Linked DNA regions of Homo sapiens: regions 1 and 2 are each linked to region 3. The links are chromatin contacts, found by Hi-C in ENCODE. All regions are on one chromosome and are shown on one strand. Each heading gives the region's core, a stretch centred on a gene start or an enhancer-like site at or near the end of the contact. The rest is flanking DNA. Distances are from core to core; before and after follow the strand shown.

The links. A loop is a pair of places that touch in the nucleus more often than their neighbours do. Pooled maps may share reads with other maps.
Region 1: a loop to region 3 is called in a map of CD8-positive, alpha-beta T cell, with 5 times the contacts of the local background. The contact joins the promoter of UMODL1 here to the promoter of PKNOX1 in region 3. A Hi-C loop is called at or near these places in 2 of 168 maps with a recorded cell type or tissue (CD4-positive, alpha-beta memory T cell and CD8-positive, alpha-beta T cell) and 8 of 50 pooled maps.
Region 2: a pooled map shows a loop between it and region 3 (4-fold over the local background). The contact joins the enhancer-like site here to the promoter of PKNOX1 in region 3. A Hi-C loop is called at or near these places in 1 of 168 maps with a recorded cell type or tissue (naive thymus-derived CD4-positive, alpha-beta T cell) and 13 of 50 pooled maps.

What each region holds. Positions count from the first base shown.
Region 1 is chr21:42,068,796-42,073,193 of GRCh38, forward strand. UMODL1 (uromodulin like 1) reads left to right here and starts at 2,522. Exons shown (of 23, transcript NM_001004416.3): 1 at 2,522-2,597. The coding sequence starts at 2,522. RefSeq lists enhancers at 3,709-4,210, 4,211-4,398.
Region 2 is chr21:42,246,546-42,251,336 of GRCh38, forward strand. All of the region lies in intron 2 of ABCG1 (ATP binding cassette subfamily G member 1), which reads left to right. Among named protein-coding and RNA genes, the nearest start is that of ABCG1, 30 kb to the left of the region's middle. Within about 2 kb of position 2,851, at least 3 of the 41 ENCODE cell types and tissues checked have a DNase peak (open chromatin) inside an H3K27ac peak, as active enhancers do.
Region 3 is chr21:42,972,660-42,977,694 of GRCh38, forward strand. PKNOX1 (PBX/knotted 1 homeobox 1) reads left to right here and starts at 1,903. Exons shown (of 11, transcript NM_004571.5): 1 at 1,903-2,005. RefSeq lists silencers at 1,091-1,250, 1,561-1,950, 2,081-2,400, 2,541-2,740 and an enhancer at 2,702-3,428.

The sequences.
Region 1 (4,398 bases), core at 1,272-3,771, 900 kb before region 3:
CTGTATGTGTCGGTGCACATGTGAGTGTGGATGTGTCTGTGTTTATGCCCAGTGTGAGCGCATGTATGTGAGTGTGAGTGGGTGTGAATGCCTGGGCATGTGTGCCCTGAAAGCCAGCATGGCACACCAGTGGCCTCCATTGTCTCTCCAGCCCTTGGATGCTGTGTGGGGGATGCTGGCCTTTCTGCACAGAGGCCCTGAGCGAATTTGGGGCTCTCTGCTGGATGGACTGTGGAAGACACACCCCGGCATTGTTGGACACCAAGTGCTGGAGAATTCTCTCCCTGGTGGGTTACAGTATGGGGTTGTTTTTCTCCTCAGAGTGTTTACATGGACAGGGCAAATGTGAAAAATCCCTCCGGCCATCATGCAGGAAAATATGTATAAAGGATAACTGGAGAAAAATGCCTTCCATGGACAAAACACAGACAGAAACACACACACACACACACACACACACACACACACACACAAACAGCAGGGGTATCTTTCATTGTGCCTCAATAAAACAGAGGTTGAAGGAGACACCAAGCTAGAAACAGACTGTTAATTTTGGGATTTTTTTCTTTAATCATTTTAATATAAAGAGACAGCATGTTACAATGACATTTTATGGATGATTATAAATTATTATGAAGTCCTCAACTGGTAAAATGTCTTGATTTTGTTCCCCTGTCTTGGGGTCTGTGGTTAAATCATGACAGACCAGCAGTGGAGTGGAGTGTGAAGAACTGCGGCTTGAGGCTTAGACAAGCCTGGGTTTAATCTCTTGTTTACTGGCTGTGTGGCCTTTCTGAACCTGTTTTCTCACCTATATAATAGGGACAAAGGACCTATTTCATAGGGCAATCGTGAAGATGAGAGACAACAGTGCACCAGACGAATTTTGAGTTTTAACCTGTAATATTATCCCTGATTTACCTTGATATTTTATAGACATTCATACATTATAGTAGCAAACATTTTGAGATGATATATACAAGATAATACAAATTCATCTTGCATTTTAAAATGTTCAGATTTACTTAAATCATAATACTTTTTATTCTTTTAGTGTTAATAAAATTTCACTTCCTTGAGTATTATATAATAGCTTTAACATTTATTCTTTTCGTATGAAAACGTTTTTTAATGAGCCAATTCTGTGTGAAGCTTTTGGTTTTCTATAAAAGCTGCTGTGTTCCAAGGACACCCGTTGTACGCAGCCCCTTTGCTGTGAGATCATTTCCAGCCTCCTTTTTGTATTCTTGTCATGGCATCTGACATTTAGTCATTAGCCAAGCAAATGCAGCAGTTCATCATCTCAGAGATTAATCTACAGAGAATAAAAGAGGTAGCAACGTTGGTGCGGGAGTTAGGCGAGAAGGTCCCTTCTGGAGGAATCGTTTTGTATCTAGAACACCAGGGAATTATGCTCCCGAACCATGCAGCCAACGTGAATCTTTGTTAATTCATCTGAATGTTTCCTCAGTAAAATCAACAAGATCTTCTTCATCCAATGTTAAAAATTGGGCTTCAGCAGTCAACACTAAGAAGTGAGAGGCAATCAACGGTGCAGTATGAAAACATCATGAGCTAGAAAGAACTTAACATGAGATTTAGAAATCTACTTCACATATACCATGATGACTACTGAAATAAAACATTAATCACCTGTATTCTTATCACTCCTCAAAATGTTTTCTTCCTGTCCCAGGGCCCTTTCTGGAGTTTTCTCCATGCTTATATAACTGTACAGAGTTGTCACTTTCATGGAGATGAAATTGCATGCGTTGCTGTTTTGACTTCACATTGTTAAGTATTTGTTTGTGCTACTAAAACTTCATGGTGAGCATTTCAACGCCCGTGTAATGCTGCATCCAGATGCTCTGTAATAATTACTCTCCCACTCTCCTGTGGCTGTCCAATTATGTAATTTCCCACTTTAAGTCATAATAGGTAATGCACATCCCTGTGACCACAGCTTCGTGCTCTCAGCCCAAGCTCCGGGAGGAGAGGACTGGGTCAAAGCACCTGGACATTTTTGTGACTTTTGAAGTGCATTGTGGAACCGTGTGAAGGACGCTTTTCTGAACGTGATGTTCCACTTTGATTTGATGCTGTTTTCTTCTGCCAGTTCAGAACGATAGGGTAAGAGAATACTCCGTGTTGATGGAGAGACTCAGATATGAGTCTCAAATGTGTTTTCTGCGTAACAACGAGATGGGATCCAGCGATGCGGTCTGGGCTTTTGGGTACTCACCTTTCCTAAAAGATGCCATCTGCTTGGAGCAGAATAGGCTGTGACACGCAGGAGCCCCCAGGGAAACGGCCATGGCAATGGTGGGTGTTAACGAGCAGGCATAAGGGACTGCTCCCAGCGGTGCTTCCTCTGAAGTCATTGCCACCTGCAGCAGCACAGGGGACAGAAAGGCCGTTTCTCCAGGTCCAGGCAGCTCAGGCCCCTATGAGCCCTGGCGTAGCAGAGACCCAGGCTTCTTGGTAGAGGCCCAGAGCCCTGTACTGCCACCACTGCCGGACGATGCTCAGGACCTCGGGGCTGGCACTGCTGGCTCTGGTCAGTGCTGTGGGCCCAAGCCAGGCCAGCGGCTTCACAGGTGAGGGGTCTGGGCTTGGCATGGGCAGTTCTTAAGGACAGGGGCTTCCTGGCATGGGTCTCATGAGGACAGCCCCCTGTGGAGACCTGGGCAGGCAAGGACGCCTCTGCTTGGAGAGGCGACATCTGTTCTTTTGTGGACAAGCTTTTTGGTAAGCGCACATGGTAGCAGCTGTGGAGGTGGGGCAGGAGTGCCGGGTAGGGTTTTGGGAAGAGGACTCCCCCAGTGGGAACCTGTTGCTGAATCACCTGGGCGTTCGTGGGGGTAAAATGCAGATTCTTAGCCAGCAGGTCTGGGGTGCAGGGCCTGGAACTCTACATGTCTGTGGGTGATGCAGATGCTGTGGGTCCTCAGATCCCACTGAGAACAGTGAGCTCCTACAGACGCAGAAGAAAGGTCTCCTGAACCTTGGTGCATTCAAGTCCTCACTTACAGATTTAAAAAAAAAAGGAGACCTAGCCTGGGCAACATCATGAGACCCCATGTGTACCAAAAAAAAAAAAAAATTAGCCAGCCATGGTGGTGCACACTTGTGGTCCCAGCTACACAGGAGGCTGGGATGGGAGGATCACTTGAGCTTGGGAGGTCCAGGCTGCAGTGAGCTAAGATTGCTCCACTGCACTGCAGCCTGGGCGGCAGAGCAAAAGCCCCCAAACAAACAAACAAACAAACAAAAAAAGCCACAATACAAAAACAAAAAAGAAAGGGAGACCCAGAATGGATCAGGGACTTGCCCAGGCCACACAGCTCACAGGGCAGAGTCACCACAGGAGCCAGAGGCTGCACCAGGGCTCTGTCCGGAGTTTTCCCAGGCATGCGGAGAGCAGGGCAGCTTCTTAAAAACACACGGGAGTTCTGAAACCCCAGAATCCAGGGAAATGGGACTGCGGAATTTTAAAATCATTTTCCTCTTAAAATCTGTCATATTCAGTTACAAATTTAAAGGAATCCATTCTGTTTCTAAAATCAACTATGTTTTTGTACTACTTTAACGTTTTTCACCCAGAAGCAGGATTTTGCTTTGTGATTTGTGAAATGGATTTTCCCATTGGAACAGGTAATGTGTAGACCCCACAGTTCAGATGCATAATGGGTGGGTATCCTGGGAAGCTGGAGAAGGTCTTAGGAGGTGTTTCCAGAACCCCTCATTGTATATGAGGACACGGGGCAGAACCTCAGCAACCCCACACGTGGTCGCCCCGAATTTTCCCTGTGTGCCAGCACTGCCTTCACAGGCATGACCCCACTTCAGCCTTTTGCAGCCACAGGACATGGCTGTTATTTCACAGATGACAAGAGAGGGGCACTGGGAGGGCATGACATGGGCGCAATCATGCAACAGGGGTTTGTGAGCCTGGGTGTGAGCACAGGTCCATCTGACCCCAGGACTCTTGTTGGCCCCAGAGCATTAGGCTTTCCCATCTCTGAGACCGGAATCCAAGACCCCCGGCTCCTGCTCTGATGGCCCTTGTGGGTCTTTGCGGGATGGCAGGATCTGCTAACTGCTTTCTTCTCTGGGCTTGGCCAAGAAGCCAGGCTTGGGATGGCACGTGACCTCGGATAAAATGTTAAAAACAAAACAGGGCAAACATCTCCCGGGTTCCACAGGAGATGAGTGTGTGTGTGTGTGCGCGCGCGCGTGTGTGTGTGTGCGTGTGCGCATGTGTGCAGGACGGCTCTGCTGCGGACCAGCTGGGGCCATGTAACGATCAGGTGGGGCCCTGGCACCTCTCTAGAGACCAGGAGCTGTAAGTGTCCTTAATGTGGTTGGCATCTCTGCTCAGGTTACGATGAAAAACGC
Region 2 (4,791 bases), core at 1,601-4,100, 730 kb before region 3:
TTTTCCTTTCAGAAAGTAACAAATGTAATTTCAAGATACAATGGCGTATGTGTATATATATGAATATGTATGTATTGATGCTTCTATACATAAAGACACATGTATGATTATATTTTAATGAGAGCACTTTTTTTAAGTCAGGAAAAGACCTTAAAGATTCATATAGTCCACGCTCCACATTTCATAGATTAGAAACCCAAGGCGCAGGCTGAGATTTTTAGTTTAAAATAAACCAGTTTTTGAGATGAAATTCTGGTACTGCCACATCTAAATTTGAATCTTATATGCCTGTATTTATTTGTTCTGAGCAAGAAGGTTTGATTCCATCATTAATTAAAAAGTCTCAGGCAACCAGACTGGGATAAGTTTTTAAAAGAAAAAAAAATCCTACAATTAAAATGAAGCCACAAGACTTAGAATTTGACCGTGATTTTAAAACTATTCTAAAGAAACTTTGTTTTACTTCAAGTTAGACGTGACTGTCTAAGGTAAGGTATATGAACTATTATAAACTTCCCAGAAACAATTTCTAGCTGGTCCTCTTTCTGTTTCTTGGTGAGTTTGTGTCTTTCTCTGAGTAATTTTCAGGATAAAAATATTTGAAATTCTTTTTTCTATTTTCATTATGGGGAAAAAGCATCTTGTCTTCATTCAACAAACTTTTATTATCTGTTATAAGCAAAGTATTTTTGCTCAGTCTTGGGGAGGAAAAAGTAAAGATAGCATGTCCCTCAATGAGTTTATAATTGATAGGGACACAAGGAGCTCTCACTATCAGGCAGGGGTTATCTAAGACAGTGAATAATGCCCAGAGAAGGGTTATAGGAATTGGAGGAGGATGAGAATCTCTGGAGAAATCACAGCCTTTGGAAAAGGCCACAAAGAGGGGCAGAACCCGGGGGCACCCGGTGGAGAACTGAGCAGGTGTGGTGTTTAGAATTTAGGTAACGGGAGAGTATGGTGATGGGCAGTCTTGGAAATGGACTTTCTGGGAAGCATTTGGGTGGAGATCTTGGACTAGACTGGTGACTATGGTGTAGTGGGTTGATGGTGACCCTCCAAAATGGTACATACATGTCCCAACTCTCAGAACCTGTAAATGTGACCTTATTCAGAAAAAGGTCAATTTGCAGACAGATGTGATTAAGTTAAGGATGTCCAGATGGGGCCACCCCGGATTAGGATGGATTCAAAATCCAAGGACATGATCTTACAAGAGAAGAAGAGAAGAAAAAGTCACAGAGATGCAGGGGAGAAGAGACAGAGACATGTGGAGGAGACAGCCCCATGAAGATGGAGGCAGCCGTTGGAGTAACACAGCCACAGCCCACAGACGCCTGGGGCCAGCAAGAGCCTGGAGACGCAAGGAAGGACCCTCCCCTGGAGCCTCCGGAGGGAGTGTGGCATCGCGGACATCTCGATTTTGAACTTCTGCCCTCAGAACGGTGAGACGGCACATTTTGTGGCATTTTCTTGGGGCAGCCTGAGGTCACTAATATTATACAAAAGAAAAGGAAGCAAAGATGGTCATGAGAGAGCAACGTTTTGAAAAAGAAAAGTGGTAGGAAGCATAGAGAGGAGGATAAAGAAGATTAGGTTTCTTTCTGCTTATTTGTTAAACCTGTTCAAGCTGCAGTAAGATTGTCATGATCTCCGTCGTCATCTGATTTATCCCCCAGCCAGTTTCTCTGTAAAATCTGGAAAGATAGTAGTTGCTGAGGGGCCTCATTAGAGGATTGGTGTGAGAGTGGAGATGTGTCTGTTGCAGGACTCCTGGGACCTGTCCAGACAGCAGTGGTGGAGGGAAGCGAAGTGAAGTGCAGTTCTGTCTAAACTAGAGAACCCTGGAGCAAGGAAGACTGTGAGGCACCACCCGTGGGGGGTGCAGGGCAGCTGCCACAGACGTTGTTTGGCTTCATGAAGCTGAGTTGAAGATACGCACCCTCTGTGGCCCAGCATTTTCACTTCGACCTGAATACAGCGCTCTCAGCAGCACTGTTCATAACAACAACAAGACTGGATATGACCCAAATGCTCATTGAAAGAAGAGTGAATAAACCAGGCAGGTGCGGTGGCTCACGCCTGTAATCTCAGAACTTTAGGAGGCCGAGGCGGGTGAATTGTTTGAGCCCAGGAGTTCGAGAGCAGCCTGGGCAACATGGCGAAACCCTGCCTCTGCAAAATAAAAAAATTTAAAAAATTAAAAAAAAAAACACCTGGGCATGGTGGTGCACACCTGTAGTCCCAGTTACTTGGGGGGCTGAGGGAGGACTTTTTGAGCCAGGGAGATTGAGGTTGCGGTGAGCCATGATTGTGCCACTGCACTCTGGCCTGAGTGACAGAGCAAGACCTCTCTCAAAAAAAAAAAAAAAAAAGAGCGAATAAACAAACTGTGATGGGTCCACAGTGGAATATTATACAGCCCAGAAAAGAAATGAAGCACAGTTACAGGCATCAACAAGAACAGATCTCATGGACAAGATAATGGAGAGGGAGAAAAAGCAATTCCTGGAACACATGCAATGTGATGCCTTTTCTAAAAACTTCAAAACATTCAAAAGTCACCAAAATTGTTAAAGGATAAATACGAACGTGGTGCAAGATAGAGAAAAACAAGGATGTAATACCATTCAAGAGAGTGGGGACATCTGGTGAAGGCAGGGGACTGGGATGAGGGAGGGGCGCCGGGCCTGGGGTGTGTTGCTGAGATTACCGCCTGGCTGGCTCGTGGGCACATTTATTTTTCATTGATTTATTCATTTATTTTTCTTCCTCACATCTCACAAGCAAGTGATCTGCACAGAAAGTAAGTGTCATATTGTGTGTGGACTCCGGAGCCAGACCACTCAGTTTAAGTTCTGTTTCTGGTCGGTTTCACTTCTGCTTACTAGCTATGGTTCTTGGGGAAGGTTATTTTAGGTCTCTGGTGCCTCAGTTTTCTCATCTGGGTGTATTGAAATATGGACCTTGCAGGGTTCTGGTGAGAATTAAATGAGTTCTGTGTTGAGAATTAAGTGAGTTAATGTATGCGAAAGCTTAGAATCGTGCCCTGCGGCATAGTAGATCTATATAAGCATCAGCTATTGCCATCATCAGCATCATCATTTTGTAAATGTAAGGCAGTTTGAAATCAAAAAAGTAAAAAGACGGTATGGAGCTGTAAAGAAGTGAGAGGGAGGGCCAGGCGCAGTGGCTCACACCTGTAATCCCGGCACTTTGGGAGGCTGAGGCAGGCAGATCACCAGGGTCAGGAGTTTGAGACCAGCCTGGCCAGCATGATGAAATCCCATCTCTACTAAAAATACAAAAATTAGCCAGGCATGGTGGTGCACGCCTGTAGTCCCAGCTACTTGGGAGGCTGAGGCAGGAGAATCACTTGAACCTGGGAGGCGGAGGTTGCAGTCAGCCGAGATGGCGCCACTGCACTCCAGCCTGGGTGACAGAGTGAGATTCCATCTCAAAAAAAAAAAAAAAGTGAGAGGGGGATGAAGAGTCCTCACTGGGTGAGGAAGGTGCCCGTGTGTTGTGTGTCTTGGGTCACGTGTGAACACATATGGGGGTGCAGGGGGAGGGGGCGTTTAAAGGATTCTAAGTCTAAACCACTGAGGACTCTTGGGGACAGGAGGAGAGATGAAGACTGGAGGAGGAACTGAGGGTTTCTAGCTGCGCGTGTTGACCTTCTCCTGGGGTGGCACATCCCATTGAAGCCATGTTCCCAGGGGACAAGCAGAGTGGACCCAGCTCTTTGGGGACTTTGGTGCTTCCAGTCTTATTTTGAAGGCATTATAGAGGGGGTGGAAGCCAGATCCAAACCCAGTTCACTTCCCATTCCCTGCCCCATGCCTCAGTGGTCTTTGGTTTCCCGTGGGTGCTCTGGGCATCCTGCATGGAGGGGGACTCCAGGCTCCCAGAGATAGGCAGCCGCATGCAGTGGTGCCCAAACGTGGAGGAGCACAGTCCAGCTAGCCTGTTGGAAGAGAGCCCTGAAAACAGGGCTGGGACCTCCCAGGGAATGAGTCAGGGGCCACCCATGAGCCTCCCTGCAGGCCTCCTCTGGTGGCCGCTCATGGTCATTGAGATTTTAGTTCTTTGGGTCACACACACAGTGAGCGCCAGTGGACAGAACTTGCCTGTGTGAGGTCAGGGTCTCTCCCGCGGTACCCTCCATGTGGGCCATTCCTGAGTCTCATTTTCACTGATGGGAACATAACACAAACGTGCTTTGTCTCTCTTGCACTTACCCCTTTCCTCCCTGGCATGCTGTGCTGCTGGCATGGAGGCAGGGTCAGGAGCCCAACAAGGGGTGTGTGCGGGGTATAGGAAGGTGGCCCCCAGACCCCGCAGGGATCGGCTTGGGAGAGACCCACCAGACACATGAAGGGAAGCAACAGCAGCACTAAGTGGTATTGCTGGCAGGAACGGCAGGGATCACAACACAAAGGCAACAACAGAAACGAACACAGGGACAGCTCAGCGCCCAGCAGACATGAACTTGCCTGACCATACCCTGTGAGGAGCTAGGGCTGTCACTATCTCCTCTGGAATACAGAGGCCCACGGTCGGTCGGTGACCTACCCAGGAGGGAAGTGGGATTCAGACCTGACTAGTTTGCCTCCAGGCCCTACTGTTTTGACTCTCCTGATGGTAAAATGATGAGTCTGCAAATTGAACAAGTGCTTGGAGGAAGGAGGTTTGCTTTAGGTTTGGGCAGGAAAGGGAGGACCTGTATTCATGGAGGCCCAACCGGGTGGCAAATGCTTCACAGTCCTGATCTCATTTTGTCTCCCCAGC
Region 3 (5,035 bases), core at 653-3,152:
CCTCAGCCTCCCAAGTAGCTGGGACTACAGGTGTATGCCACCACGCCTGCTTAATTTTTTGGTATTTTTAGTAGAGATGGGGTTTCACCATATTGGCCATGCTGGTCTCAACTCCTGACCTCAAGTAATCTGCCCGCCTTGGCCTCCCCAAAGTGCTGGGATTACTGGCGTGAGCCACTGCGCCCGACCCCTTTTAGGCAATGTAGGGTATCTTCCAAACGTTGCCATGGCATTTGAAAACTGTCATGGCGCTGGCGAGAGTGTGTTTTACCAAGCTCATATATTATAATTAGTGTATAATCAGCAGTGAGGAAGGCCACAGGTCACTTTCCCCGCCATCTTGGTTTTGGTGGGATTTGGCCGGCTTCTTTACTGCATCCTGTTTTATCAGCAGGATCCTTGTGACCTGTGTCTTGTTCCGACCTCCTATCTCATCCGATTACTAAGAACGCCTTAACTCCTGGGGGGTGCGGCCCAGCAGGTCTCAGCTTCAGTTTACCCAGCCCATGTGGAGTCTCTCTGTTCCAACACCTATTGACACTTGCATCTGGATCTTGCACTAGGCTCTGCAGATTATGCTCAGTCTTGAATACTGAGCTTTTTTTGTCCCCTTGAACTTCCCTCCTTGGGCAAGTATCTCAGGGCCTCCCTCTTGCCCACCCTGCTGCTTCCCATCTTTCTGAAAGAGGCGGCTCTGCAGCTGCACAGCACTTGGCCAAGACCTCCTGGCGGTGTGGAGCTCTGAAGACACAGGAGGGATGTCCTCCGAGCTGTTCATGCCTAGACCTACCCCCAGGCTCCCTCTAGCAATCAGCTCCAGTCCTGGGCCTGTCTGCCTTCCGGGAGGAGTGGGGGCCCACAGAGCTGCCCTTCCCGCGCTGTGTATGGACTCAAGGCACTGATGGCCTTCGGTGGGCCACTGCATAAATGGATGTTTCTGCAGTATTGAAGGCCAGTCAGGCAAACCGTGTGCTTTCCTACGCAGTGGGGAATGTGTCGCCCTTTCCTTACATCTTGGAGACCAAAGCCACCATCTGCACTTGTGGGTACATTGTGGCAGTGGTCGGTTAGGGTGGTCTTTCAAAGCAGTTTGAAATGCAGACACTTGTGGGCGTCCCCTAAGGCAGGTGCCCTTTACCTGGAGGCCGCATTGGTCACCTAGACCCGCAAGGCTCACCTGGGCCGGAAGGTGTGGTCAAGCGAGGCCAAGTAGCCCAGAGGCCACCCCTAAGCACCTGTGGACATCATGAGTCCTTGCTGGGGTCCTCACAGAGGGAAGACAGCCCCCAGGGTAAAGCCTCAGGTGCTAAGCACTCGCGCTGCCGCAGGGGGGGAGGCACGTGAGCATCCACTGTGCCGCCCAGGACGGGCCCACCCGGGCTCCAGAGCCTGGGGAGGAAGGCTGCGAGGCTCCCACGGGCTTACATTCAAACCGGGCACACACAGAACGGAGGCCTTCGGCTACGGGACGCCCGGCGGTGGGGTTACGGATGGTACAGCCCTCCCTCCCCGCCTGCTCGAGGCAAATGGTTTCGCCCGGCTACACACACCTCTCCTGGGCGGCAACCGAGGGCGCGGAGGGGGCAAGACGTGCGCTGAGGCCACGCCCCTACTGCATAGTCATAAGGCGGGAGGCTCTGCCTTCGGGGCGGGGCAGACAGCTCCTCGCGCTCGGGCGCGGCCGGTTGGGGGCACGGCCTAGCTCCGGGTGCGGGCGGGGCTGGAGGCGGGGCCGGCCACCGCCCGGTTCCCGCCCTCGCTCTCCTCCCCCAGCGATCAGGCCCCGCCCCGCGCCCGCCGCCGCGCAGGGAGGGGCGGGGCCCGTCTCCGGCAGGCCCCGCCCCCTCTCTGAATATTGATGCGGCGCGCGTCGGCGTCGCCCTCCTCCCATTGAGCGAGGCTGTGTCGCGTGGCCCAGCGTCGGCGTGACGGTTGGACGCGGGCGCGGCACTGCGGGTCCCGATTGCTGCAGCCGCTTGTCAGTGTGATGAAGATTGGCACCCAGGTAAGCTGTCACTCAACCGCTCCGCCGCCGCCGCCGCCGCTCTCGCCGCCGCCGTCCCTATCAATCACACCGGCCCGCGGCCGCCGCCCGCCGCCGCCGCTGCCGCCCGGGTCTGGAGGGCCGGCGCTGCCCTCGAGGGCCCGCATTTGACCCGCCGCCCGGGGCAGGGGGCGGGGAGGGGGCGCGGGTGGGGGAGGGGAGCGGGCACCCGCGGGGGAGGGGGCGCCTTCAGCCCAACCGGCGCGGGGGCGCGCCCAGTTGGTTTCTTAGTGTGGGTTGAGGGACGCGGAAATTTCTGGAAGGCGCCGCCGCCGCCGCGCTGGGCCTGATCGAAGCGCGCGCTCCTAACCGTCCCTTTCGGAGTGCGGCGCGCGCCCCGGCGCGGGGCGGGGGCGCGCGGAGCCCGGCGCGGGCGGGGCGGCGGGCGTGAGGGTCGGGGGCGCGCGGCGGGGCGGGGCCGGGGCGGGCGGCGCGCGTGGGGCCGGTCGGGTCCGCGGCCTCGCGGAGTCCTCAGGGCCGGCGGGGCTGCTCGGAGGGTGCGGGGCGCGCGGCGGCGCAGGCGGGAAGATGGCGGCCGCGACCCCGGCCCCGGCCTCGGCCGTGGCGAGCGGGTGGGTCGGGGTCCTGGGGGCGGTGGGCGTGATGGGGCTCGTGGCCCTCAGCCGGGCGCCGGCGCGGGAGCAGCCCAGGGCCGCTCGCTGACGGCAGTGTTTGGGGCCGGGTGCTGGGGAAGCGGTTCCGGCGTCCCGGGAATTGGTGGGAAGAGCCGCTTCTGTCACACGGGTCGTGGTAATGGATGACAGGAAGTGCCGGGCAGGGTCTGGGCGCCCTGTGGGTTTGCACCTTCCTTGTGAGGGAAATCGTGTCACTTAACGAAAAATGAAGAAACGCGGAGTCTGCTTTATGTCATCCTCGTGGCTCTCGAAATGCCTTATTTGGACAGTGGCTCTGCGACGGGACCAGTTAGGGCCTCCGTTCCGATGGCGGATTCCTGACGGGAGGCCCGAGGGTCCGGGAATGGCGGCGTCCTGAGGTCGGGCCCAGGGCAGGCCAGGCTGAGCGCCACGGCGGGGCCGCAGCCCTGGGGGGTGTTCCACCTGTGTGTGGGGTTCTCTTCCAACTCTACGAGAGTTTGCTTTTTAAAACAGTAGATGATTTTTCCTTAGGAAGTGGTTCCTCTTCAGGATGAAAGAAACCCCCAGCTTTAGTTAGGTCTACTTTCATGATTTTTCCTGGCATACTGAAAAATAGGCTTTCTCTAAACATAAGGAAGAATCGAGGTGAAATGTGAACCTCTGCCAGTATAGTTATTGGTGATGCTCTTGCATTTAGTCATAATTTGGAAGATGGCAGGCTGACCCCAATGAGCCTTTCATCACTCTGCTTAATTTACTTAGAGTGATTTGTGAATCCTGTCCTTGTACACAGGCGTACCTCAGATAATTCGAGTTCTAATCCAGACCACCGCAGTAAAATAAGTATTGCAGTAAAGCAAGTGACGCAACAGTTTTAGGTTTTTCAGTGCATATGAAAGTTGTAATTACAGTATACTACTTAAAGTGTGCAATAGCAAGCATTATATCTATAAAAATGTGCTTACGTTAATTAAAAAATATTTTAGTGCTAAAAATACTAATGATCATCTGAGCCTTTAGTGAGTCCTGCTTGTTTTATACTTTGACAATCTGGCCTCAGTGTGGATGGCTGCTGACTGATCAGGGTGGTGGTGGCTGTGTCAGTTACTTAAAATAAGACAACAGTGAAATTTACTGCATTGATGGACTCCTCCTTTCATGAAAGACTTCTTTGTAGCATGTGATGCTGTTTTGATAGCATTTTAACCACAGTGAAAATTCTTTCAAAGTTGGAGGCTATTCTCAAACTCTGCCACTGCTATCCACTAAGTTGATGTGATATTCCAAATGTTTTGTTGTCATTTCCACAATGTGCACAGCGTCTTCACTAGGAATAAATTCCATTTCAAGAAACCACTTTCTTTGCTCATCCGTAAGAAGCAACTGTTCATTATTTCCACCACATCTGCAGTTCCTTCCTCCACTGAAGTCTTGAACTCCTCCAAGTCATCATAAGGGTTAGAATCAACTTCTTCCAAACTCCTGTTAATGTTATTTGACTTCCTTCCATGAATCATGAATGGCATCTAGAATGGCAGATTCTTTCCAGAAGGTTTTCAGTTTACTTTGCCCAGATTCATGCGAGGAATCACTACCACAGCTATAGCCTTACAAAATGTATTTCTTAAATAATTAAGACTTGAAAGTCAAGATTACTCCTTGGATCCATAGCTGCAGAATGGATGTGGTGTTAGCAGACATGAAGACAGCATTCATCTCCTTGTGTACATCTCCATCAGAGCCCTTGGGTGACTAGGTACATTGTCAGTGAACGGTAATATTTTGAAAGAAATCTTTTTCTGAGCAGTGGATCTCAACAGTGGGTTTAAAATATTCAGTAATGTGTTATTCCATTTCCAGAGCACAGGCAAGAGTAGACGTAACATAATTCTTCAGAACCCTAGGATTTTCAGAATGGTCAAAGACCACTGGCTTCAGCTTAAAGTCACCAGTGACATTTGCCCCTAACAAGAGAGCCAGCTTGCCCTTTGAAACTAAGCACTGAGTTCTCTCTAGGTATGAAAGTCCTAGATGTCATCTCCTTCCAAAGGAAGTCTTTTGTCTATATTGAAAATCTGCTTTTTCGTCTCGCTGCCTTCATCAATGATCTTAGCTAGACCTGGATAACCTGGTGTTGCTTTTCTGTTAGGTAGCACTTGCTGCTTCACCTTGTACTTTCGTGTTATGGGGACAGCTTCTTTCCTTAAACCTCATGAACCAGCCTCTGCTGCTTCCAACTTTTTTTTTTTTTTTTTTTTTTTTTTTGAGATGGATTTTCACTCTTGTTGCCCAAGCTGGAGAGCAATGGCGTGATCTCGGCTCACTGCAACCTCCACCTCCCGGGTTCAAGCGATTCTCCTGCCTCAGCCTCCGTAGTAGCTGGGAGTACAGGCAG